Regions from separate parts of the Homo sapiens genome. Here region 1 is linked to region 2. The links are chromatin contacts, found by Hi-C or POLR2A ChIA-PET in ENCODE. All regions are on one chromosome and are shown on one strand. Each heading gives the region's core, a stretch centred on a gene start or an enhancer-like site at or near the end of the contact. The rest is flanking DNA. Distances are from core to core; before and after follow the strand shown. Region 1 has its middle 33 kb from the start of ANXA5. Region 2 has its middle 100 kb from the start of ANXA5.

Evidence for each region. A loop is a pair of places that touch in the nucleus more often than their neighbours do. ChIA-PET counts read pairs that join two places held with the same protein, here RNA polymerase II (POLR2A). Pooled maps may share reads with other maps.
Region 1: a pooled map shows a loop between it and region 2 (2.2-fold over the local background). The contact joins two enhancer-like sites. A Hi-C loop is called at or near these places in 6 of 50 pooled maps. POLR2A ChIA-PET finds 5 or more read pairs at or near these places in 2 of 52 experiments (H1 and activated naive CD4-positive, alpha-beta T cell).

What each region holds. Positions count from the first base shown.
Region 1 is chr4:121,727,392-121,731,915 of GRCh38, forward strand. No RefSeq gene overlaps it. Among named protein-coding and RNA genes, the nearest start is that of ANXA5, 33 kb to the left of the region's middle. Within about 2 kb of position 1,585, at least 4 of the 41 ENCODE cell types and tissues checked have a DNase peak (open chromatin) inside an H3K27ac peak, as active enhancers do.
Region 2 is chr4:121,593,366-121,598,208 of GRCh38, forward strand. No RefSeq gene overlaps it. Among named protein-coding and RNA genes, the nearest start is that of ANXA5, 100 kb to the right of the region's middle. Within about 2 kb of position 1,611, at least 2 of the 41 ENCODE cell types and tissues checked have a DNase peak (open chromatin) inside an H3K27ac peak, as active enhancers do.

The DNA of each region.
Region 1 (4,524 bases), core at 335-2,834, 130 kb after region 2:
TGATAGTGAAAAGGCAAGCCAGATACTACCACACAGTGGAGAAAGATGTTTAAAATGTGCTTTGTCCTGGCTATGTAGTGGCTTATGCCCGTAATCCTAACACTTTGGGAGGCTGAGGCAGGCGGATCACTTGAGGCCGGGCATTCAAGACCAGCCTGGCCAACATGGCGAAACCCCATCTCTACTAAAAATACAAAAAGGTAGCCGGGTGTGGTCGTGGGCGCTTGTAATCCCAGCTACTCTGGAGGCTGAACCACAAGAATCACTTGAACCAACTGAGATCGCACCACTGCACTCCAGCATGGGCGACAAAGTGAGACTCTGTCTCAAAAAGACAAACAAACAAACGAAAGTGCTTTGTCCTCCATGAATAAAATTCAGCTAATACTGGGCAAGTATTCACTATGGGCCCCACGTCTGTTAGATCTTTTATTCATATGACCTTATTTCCGTTTCAAAGCAAGTATGGGAGAAAGAACTTTTGTTATTTTTCCCTTTTTGAGTTTTACTCTGCTGCCCAGGCTAGAGTACAATGGTGCGATCTTGGCTCACTGAAGCCTCTACCCACCGGGTACAAGTGATTCTCCTGCTTCAGCCTCCTGAGTAGCTGGAACTACAAGTGTGGGAATGTCCCAGCTAATTTTTGTATTTTTAGTAGAGAAGGGGTTTCGCCATGTTGGCCAGGCTGGTCTTGAACTCCTGACCTCAGATGATTCAACTGCCTCTGCCTCCCAAAGTGCTGAGATTACAGGCATGAGCCACCGCGCCTGACCATTTTTCTCATTTTTTAAAAGATGAGGAAAATGAGGCTCAGAAATGTTAAACAATTTCCTGAACATGATACACAGGTAGGTGAATCATCTGGCCCCAGAGCCCATCATCTTTCTGTTCCAAGTTGCCTCCAATGCAACAAACAGAGAGCAGAAGCATCACGGGAATGTTGTTAAATGTTCCCTGTGGCATTGCCCAATGAATGAGGATGAAGCCAGGCGTCCTCAGCCTTTGGTCCCAAGTACAGTAATCCCCAAAGAATGCTGGTTCTGAGGTCTCCCTCCAGCCCTGAATAAAGTCCCCTGGATGCATTTCTGGGAATTGAAGGATATAATTTCTTTAAAAAATATTTTAAGGCAAGTAGTTATTAAATATTATAGTCATAATTAAATAATTCATAATACCTCAAATTTCCCCTCGGGAGACCTCTGTCAAAACCATGCTATGCCCAGCTACAAAATTCTAATGATAAATTTCATATATTCTAACCCAGCTCATTTCCCAAAGAGGCACTAATATCTCTGGGGGGTTTTAAATCATGGCACTGCTGTCAAGTTGTAAGTATTATCATCTTCATTTTGTGGGTGAGGAAACTGAATTTTTAAGGATTTAAAAGACTTGGCTAAGGTCATACAGCTAATGAGGAGCAGAGAAGGGTTGGAATCCAGATTTTCAGCTTCTACACTGCCACTCTGGCAGTCAAACCCTGAGCCATTTACTGTGGAAAAGCTTTGTGACAAGCACTGCACTAAGGGCCAGAAATGGAAAAGTGAGTAAGACATAGTTCCCAATCTTGTGGGGAGATACACTCATAACTAACACAATAAAATGTAAACATGGTGATAGACCATATCTATAAAATGCCACTGGGGCACATGAAATTCTTTAAAAAGCATGTAACAATTGAACTGGGTGTTGGAGAGTGAGTAAGAGTTTGCCCAGGAGGGGAAGTGCAGTCTAAGCAGAAGGCGATTCTTGTGCATGGAGTATGCAGGAAACATGCGGGAGTGGCCCCTTGATTCTTGCTGCATTTTGAAAGGCGAGACCTTTTAAATAGTCTGATTTATGATACAACAGTAATAAACCAGACAAGAGTACCTTTTTTTTTTTTTAAACTTTGAGTTCCAGGATACATGTACAGAACGTACAGGTTTGTTACATAGGTATACATGTGCTGTGGTGGTTACTTGTACCTATCAACTCATCATCTAGGTTTTAAGTCACACATGCATTAGGCATTTGCCCTAATGCTCTCCCTCCCCTTGGCCCCCACTCCCTGACAGGCCCTGGCATGGGTTGTTCCTCTCCCTATGTCCATGTATTCTCTTTTTTTTTTTTTTTTTTTTTTGAGACAGAGTCTCGCTCTGTCGCCCAGGCTGGAGTGCAGTGGTGCGATCTCGGCTCACTGCAAGCTCCACCTCCCGGATTCACACCATTCTCCTGCTTCAGCCTCCCGAGTAGCTGGAACTACAGGTGCCCACCACCACACCCGGCTAATTTTTTGCATTTTTTTTTTTTTTTATTTTTAGTAGAGACAGGGTTTCGCTCTGTTAGCCAGGATGGTCTCGATCTGACCTTGTGATCTGCCCGACTTGGCCTCCCAAAGTGCTGAGATTACAGGTGTGAGCCACCACGCCCAACCTGTGTCCATGTATTCTCATTGTTCAGCTCCCACTTACCAGTGAGAACATGCAGTGTTTGGTTTTCAGTTCCTGTGTTAGTTTGCTGAGGATGATGGCTTCCAGCTCCATCCATGTTCCTGCAAAGGACATGATCTCATTCCTTTTTAATGGCTGCATAGTATTCCATGGTGCATATGTGCCACATTTTCATTATCCAGTCTATCATTGATGGGCATTTGGGTTGGTTCCATGTCTTTGCTATTGTAAATAGTGCTGCAATAAACATACATGTGCATGTATCTTTATAGTAGAATGATTTATATTCCTTTGGGTATATACCGAGTAATGGGATTGCTGAGTCAAATGGTATTTCTGGTTCTAGATCCTTGAGGAATCACCACACTGTCTTCCACAATGGTTGAACTAATTTACATTCCCACCAACAGTGTAAAAATGTTCCTATTTCTCCACAGCCTCACCAGCATCTATTGTTTCTTGACTTTTTAATAATCCCCATTTTGACTGGCATGAGATGGTATCTTAGTGTGGTTTTGATTTGCATTTCTCTAATTATCAGTAATGTAGACCTTTTTTTCATATGTTTGTTGGCCGCATAAATGTCTTCTTTTGAGAAGTGTCTGTTCATATACTTTGCCCACTTTTTGATGGGTTTGTTTGTTTTTTTCTTGTGAATTTGTTTAAGTTCCTTGCAGATTCTGGATATTAGACCTTTGTCAGACAGGTAGATTGCAAAAATTTTCTCCCATTCTGTAGGTTGCCTGTTCACTCTGATAATGGTTTCTTTTGCAGTGCAGAAGCTCTTTAGTTTAATTATACCCCATTTGTCAATTTTAGCTTTTGTTGCAATTGCTTTTGGTGTTTTTGTCATGAAGTTGTTGCCCATGCCTATGTCCTGAATGATATTGCCTAGGTTTTCTTCTAGGGTTTTTATCGTTTTGGGTTTTACACATAAATCTTTAATTCATCTTGAGTTAATTTTTTTATAAGGTGTAAGGAAGGGGTCCAGTTCCAGTTTTCTGCATATGGCTAGCCAGTTTTCTCAGAACCATTTATTAGATAGGGAATCCTTTCCCCATTCCTTGTTTTTGTCAGGTTTGTTGAAGATCAGATGGTTGTAGATGTGTGGTGTTATTTCTGAGGTCTCTGTTCTGTTCCATTGGTCTATATGGCAAGAGGACCCTTTAAACTTTATAAGTTTACATATACAATGTGTGTGTATGTCAACATACATTTGCATGAAGTGTGTAGGAAACATGGGGGGAGTGGCCCCTTTATTCTTGTTATATGTGGATATATGTATACCCACAGTATATATCTGTATATATTAGTATATACACAGTATATATATATGAATATATGTATATATACACACGTAGTATATATATGGCATTTCATTGAGATGTCTTAAGACTGACAAATTTTAGGACTATTATCTTGGCTTTTCTCTTTAATCTATCTCAGTGTTTCTTGATTAGGGCCAATTTTTAAATGTCTCTGAACATTTTTGGTTGTCACAACTGGGGACGGGATGGGGAAAGGTGTTACCGGCATCCTACAATGCACAGGACAGCTCCGGCAAGAAAAAAATTATCCAGTCCAAATAGTCAATTATGCTGAGGCTGAGAAACCCTGCTTATCTGCTTAGGAAGCCAGGCTCCTCCATCAAACTATCACCAAAGCCCAGAGAAAGGGTGCCGGAACCAAACCAAAGGCACAGGCATTTCAATTTCAGAGGAATTAGCACTGAGGCTGACGACCTTGTTCTTGCTTCACAACCTGACAGAAGCCTGCTCTGTGTTATCTAGGTAAAGAGACACCACAGAGATTACATAAAAAGCAGGCGGCTCAGGGGCCTAAGAACGGATGGTATCCATTAAAAATCAATTCACTAATAGTTTACCTAATAAACAGAACCACCAGGCTAAGTTTTAAAGGCCCTTCCTGCTTCTGCAGAGTGAAACAAGGGCAAACAGTTAATATATTTTTCTGTGTGCTTCTGTCTTTATTCTGTTTACTTAATAGCAATAACAACAACCATTGCCATTGCTGAGCACTCACTAGATATCAAGCACCATGCTAACTGCTTTCCGTGAATTATATCATGGAACCT
Region 2 (4,843 bases), core at 361-2,860:
TTTTTAAAACTCTTTGGCAGTATCTGCTAAAGTTGGATGTATATAGGCCTTACAATCCAGCAATTCCACTCTTAGATATATCCCCAACAAAATGAGTGCATATGTGCACCAAACAACATAAAATAATGTTAGAAGCAGTTTTATCTATAAGAAGCAAAAACTAGAAACAATCCAAATGTCTATCAGCAGTAGGATGAATAAATTAATTGTAGTATGTTATGCAATAGAATGTGTACAGTAATGAAAAAGACTGAATTATTGCTATATTCAACAATGTGAACGGGTCTCAGAGATGCTAATGGTACGCAAAAGAAGACTGACACAAAAGAATATGCACTGTACGATTTCATTTATTTGAAGTTCAAAAACAAGCAAAACTAATTTTTGGTGCTAGAAGTCAGAATGGTGGGTTACCTGTGGGAGCACAATACTGACTGGGAGGCTGGAGATGTTCTAAATTTTGATCTGGATTGTAGTTATATGGGTATATTTGTTTATAAAAATGCATCAAGCTTTATTATAATGTCTAGTGTCAATAAAAAGCATATTTACTTGTAAAATTTTATTAAACTTTACATATTGCATGACTCATCAATTTTAAAATTTATCCTCCAAATTTTTATGAGTGAAGAAAGATATACCTGAAGTTTAGTAACTCTTTCAAATATTATTTGTTGGGTTTCATTCAAAAAATAATATTTTTAGCTATTGTTTTAGCAATATATATGGATAGAGATGTCTAAGTAATATTCACAAATTATTCACCAAACATTAATTATTTTTTCCAGAGGGCAATAGTTGACTTTTGACATGGACTTTTCTATATTGTTTGAATTATTAATGATGGCATATGTCATTTTTATAAAAATTATAGGGCCATTTTTCTTCAAGAAAAATGAATAAATAAAGCTATCTGGGTAACATGTCTGACCACTATCCCTGTCAAGGATAATTGAGTGGGTTTGTATAATTCAATAATTGTAATTAAATCCATAGCCATGATCATTCTGAAACGCCTGCATCCTCTTTCTCCCTTTCTGTTCACCAGCTGCAGTGCTGCTAATGGCTGAGGGCATCACTGAGATGTTCTGTAACTCACTGCAGGCGAGATGCCGCTTCAGTATCCCATACCTTTGGCTGCTCTTCGTCTACTATACCTCCTCACACTTCTCCCAGTCACCTTTCCAGCAGCTGTGATTCCAGCTGATTTTGGCCACCCACATTGATCTGGACAGGATGCCTCTCAGGTAGGTTTCAATATAGATGTCCCTTTTCCACCTCTAGCCAACCTGAACCCAGGAAGACTGTGGGCAGCCTGAGTACATGACGTTTTTCTCACAACCGAGGGTTGTTGACTCCCAAGTGGTAGATATTTGTCAAGGCTGATGCTATTACTTTTGGTTACATGGTATTCGATCAGGCTTCCTATTGGAGGGAAGGAATCTTTATTTGAAGATCTTGATGGATGATAGGTTGTCCCCTTTCACCAGGAAAGCCAGAAAGGTCCCTGGCAGCTATTGGAATAGCATGTGGCCTCAACTCTCCCAGTAGGAACTTCCACACAATACTTGGAATCCTGAGGGGATGATGTTAACATACAGGAGTATCCTGTTATTCATTCATAAGAGGATTGCGAAATTGAGTGTCCATGGAAATGGTGGCAAGTATCCAGTAGCAACAGCAGTGACATTCTACCAGACTTTCCTGAGACATGAATCTGGTCATATTCTCAGCTACACAGACTTCCTTAGCTCTTGACTATTTCCTAAACTTGATTCATAAGCTATTCAACATTTTTCCAACAAATATCTTTTCTCCCAAGCTATCCAGATGTGGTTTCTGTTGCATGCAACTAGGAACCCTGATCCCCTCCTACTACCTTTTTATTTATTTCTGTCCAGTTGGAACCTGGAGAAAACTAACACTACCTCTCTATAAACCTACTTTACTGAAGGAAGAAAATTCCATTCATTCCCATCTCTCCACATCACCTTCCGCTTCTCTGGGATTTCCATCACTCCGAGAGCATTCCACATAAACTGGACCTGTTTAGTTGATCCTTTCCCCTTGGAAGCCTTTACTCTCTTTACAAAAAAAAAAAAAAAAAATCTGTTTAAAGAGAAAAAGTCAGCCTACTTTTTTCCAAACTCCTTTGGGACTTTGTAAAAGGTGAAATGGGTAAGCATGTTGGTATCTGGAAAGAATTTTTAAAGATCCTTCTCTACATTCCACTGTTTTATCAATAGTCAAGTATTCTATTTCATGACTATTGTGTATTAGGTATATCTATACTTGATTTTACAAATTCATAATTGTGAAGGTAAAATCAATCAATATCACAACATCCAAAAGCCATCAACACTTTCGCATTAGTTTCTCACTCCTGAGCTGCTTTCAAGAAATGATTTAGATAAAGAGGACCAAATGAAACAGGCTGGAAATTCAGAAAGAATTATATTCCCATCTCTGTGACTGTGCTTCCTTCATCAAAGGATATAGTAGAATGGATATTTGTTATACGTTGAGGCTGCATAGCAACTGTGCACATCTTTACAGTGTATGGGAACTTGTTGCCATAAAAAGCCTCACCTCCCCAAGGTAAAAGCCAGCAGGACCTTTCCCTGGTCCCTAGCAGACAGGACTCAGACAGGGAATGAGCATCTTGCCCATCACCTGGTCAAGGCAAAAGTAACAGGAAGATGAAGAAGCTGTGTAAAATTCACTCCTGCAAGGGAATATGATGTGACAGACATTCATTTGTTTTGAGGAGGCCCAATGGCAATACCCAAAGCCAGCCCTGGGTAATAGTGAACTGCCATATCTGAGTCCCAGCAGCAGAGCATGGTTTGAGCCATCTTCTGGTGGTCCAAACCTGCCAGAGATTTCTGCAAACCACACGACTCATGCTAATACATTTATATTCTGCTATAACTAGTAAAAGAAGGTCCTTTTGACAATGGATAACCCTGATTGATAGTGGAGAAAATGCTTACCCAAGGAATTTATTTTATTTTCTTTCCTATAACACAAAGAAACCTACCTCGATATGAAATAAATACCCTTTCAAATCCTGGTGTATAAAGTATACTCATTATTAATAGTCCTGCCTACATAAAATACCTCAAAACCACAAATAAATATTATTTATTATGGTGATAAATAACCATCTCTCAGATTGCAGGGAGCTTTAAAAACACTGAATCTCACAGGATGCTGTTCACATTCATCTGCAAGGAAGAGAACTAGTACCATTGTTTAGTCTGAATTGAACCATACAAACAATATTATGTGTTTGTGTGATATATTGTGCCAGCACAGTTTAATAAATCTTATTCAATAACTTTTGCACCACATCAACCTTATAGAGAATAACATTTTTTTTTTTTTTTTTGAGATGGAGTCTCCTCAGCCGCCCAGGTTGGAGTGCAGTGGCGTGATCTCAGCTCACTGCAACCACTGTCTCCCGGGTTCAATAGATTCTCCCAACTCAGCCTCCCGAGTAGCTGGGATTACAGGCACCTGCCATCATGCCTGGCTAATTAGAGAATAACTTTTTACAGGACTTAGCATCATATTTTTATTTGTATAAAATAAACATAAAACTAGAGCTTATTTCCTGTTAACCATTTTGTGAGTCTTTTTGTACACTTCCAAAACACCAATAGCCACTTTATTATTTTTCTTTTGCTTTTGTTAGCATCTTTGGGCCACACAAATATTTAGAAGATTTATGTGGTATCAAACTCATAATTTTGTGTAAACAAAGCTCACCCATTTCTATATAGTTCATATTTCTAAGCCAAGGCAAAGACAAAATAGGGATCATTTTTCTTTGACAATTTTATTTAGCATAAAAGACTATATACAGGCATTACACCTGTAAAAAACAATTCCATGTAAATAATAAACATAAACCCCATAATTTGGTTTATATCTTTATCCACCTATCAAATTCCATGACCATTCCCTTAATTTACATTTTTACCAGTTTGGTCAGGATTCATAGTTGGAGACAGTAGAATCTTCTTTACCTGATTGATGCAAGAGGAATTACTAAGTGATATGACTAGTTCACAGAATTGTTAAGAGAGCTGAGAAAACAGACTATGATGACTTCATTAACCACAACACAGAATTAGGCCTCTCAAGGAGTTTCTACCTTTACCCTGCCTCTGCCCCTGTGGATTTGTGGCTGAATCAGTGGGCTGGTATTAGTGCTGTTCCTATGACGATGGTTCTAGCTCCAGAATTACATCATCTCTTCCACCCTTTTCCAACAAAATGTAGCCCCACGTCTGCCTCTCTCCCTTGTAACTCAGTTCCATATCAGTTTTGTGTAAGTGCAGCTGTACACAGGATGGACCCTAGTGCATATGCAATGTCCTAGTTGCAGAGGAGTCTGGGAAACACAGGTTTGGGTGTTCTAGTCTCTACAGCACAAAAAGATATGATAGAAGGGAGTTGAAATGAGAGTTGATCAAGCCCAATCTAATAGTATAACTCATAACTTTCTTATATTTCTACTGAGGCCAGAATGGTCTTTAAAATGAAACCATAATGTTGCTACTCCTGACATAAAATCCTTCAGGGAATTCTAAAGTCATTCAACATGGGAACTCTTCAATATGCATTATAAAACTTTGATGATGCAACCCTTATCCAGGTCTGTAGCCTCATCTCCTTCCCTCATATATGTATTTACAAAGTCAGTATGTGGTTTCAGACCTCCCAATATTTGCATATTCTGTTCTCTTTGCCTGGAACATCTTTCTCTGTCTTCTTTCCCTAACTAATTCCTACTAGTACTTCAATTAGCTTTGCTATTATCACTTGTTCCCAAAGA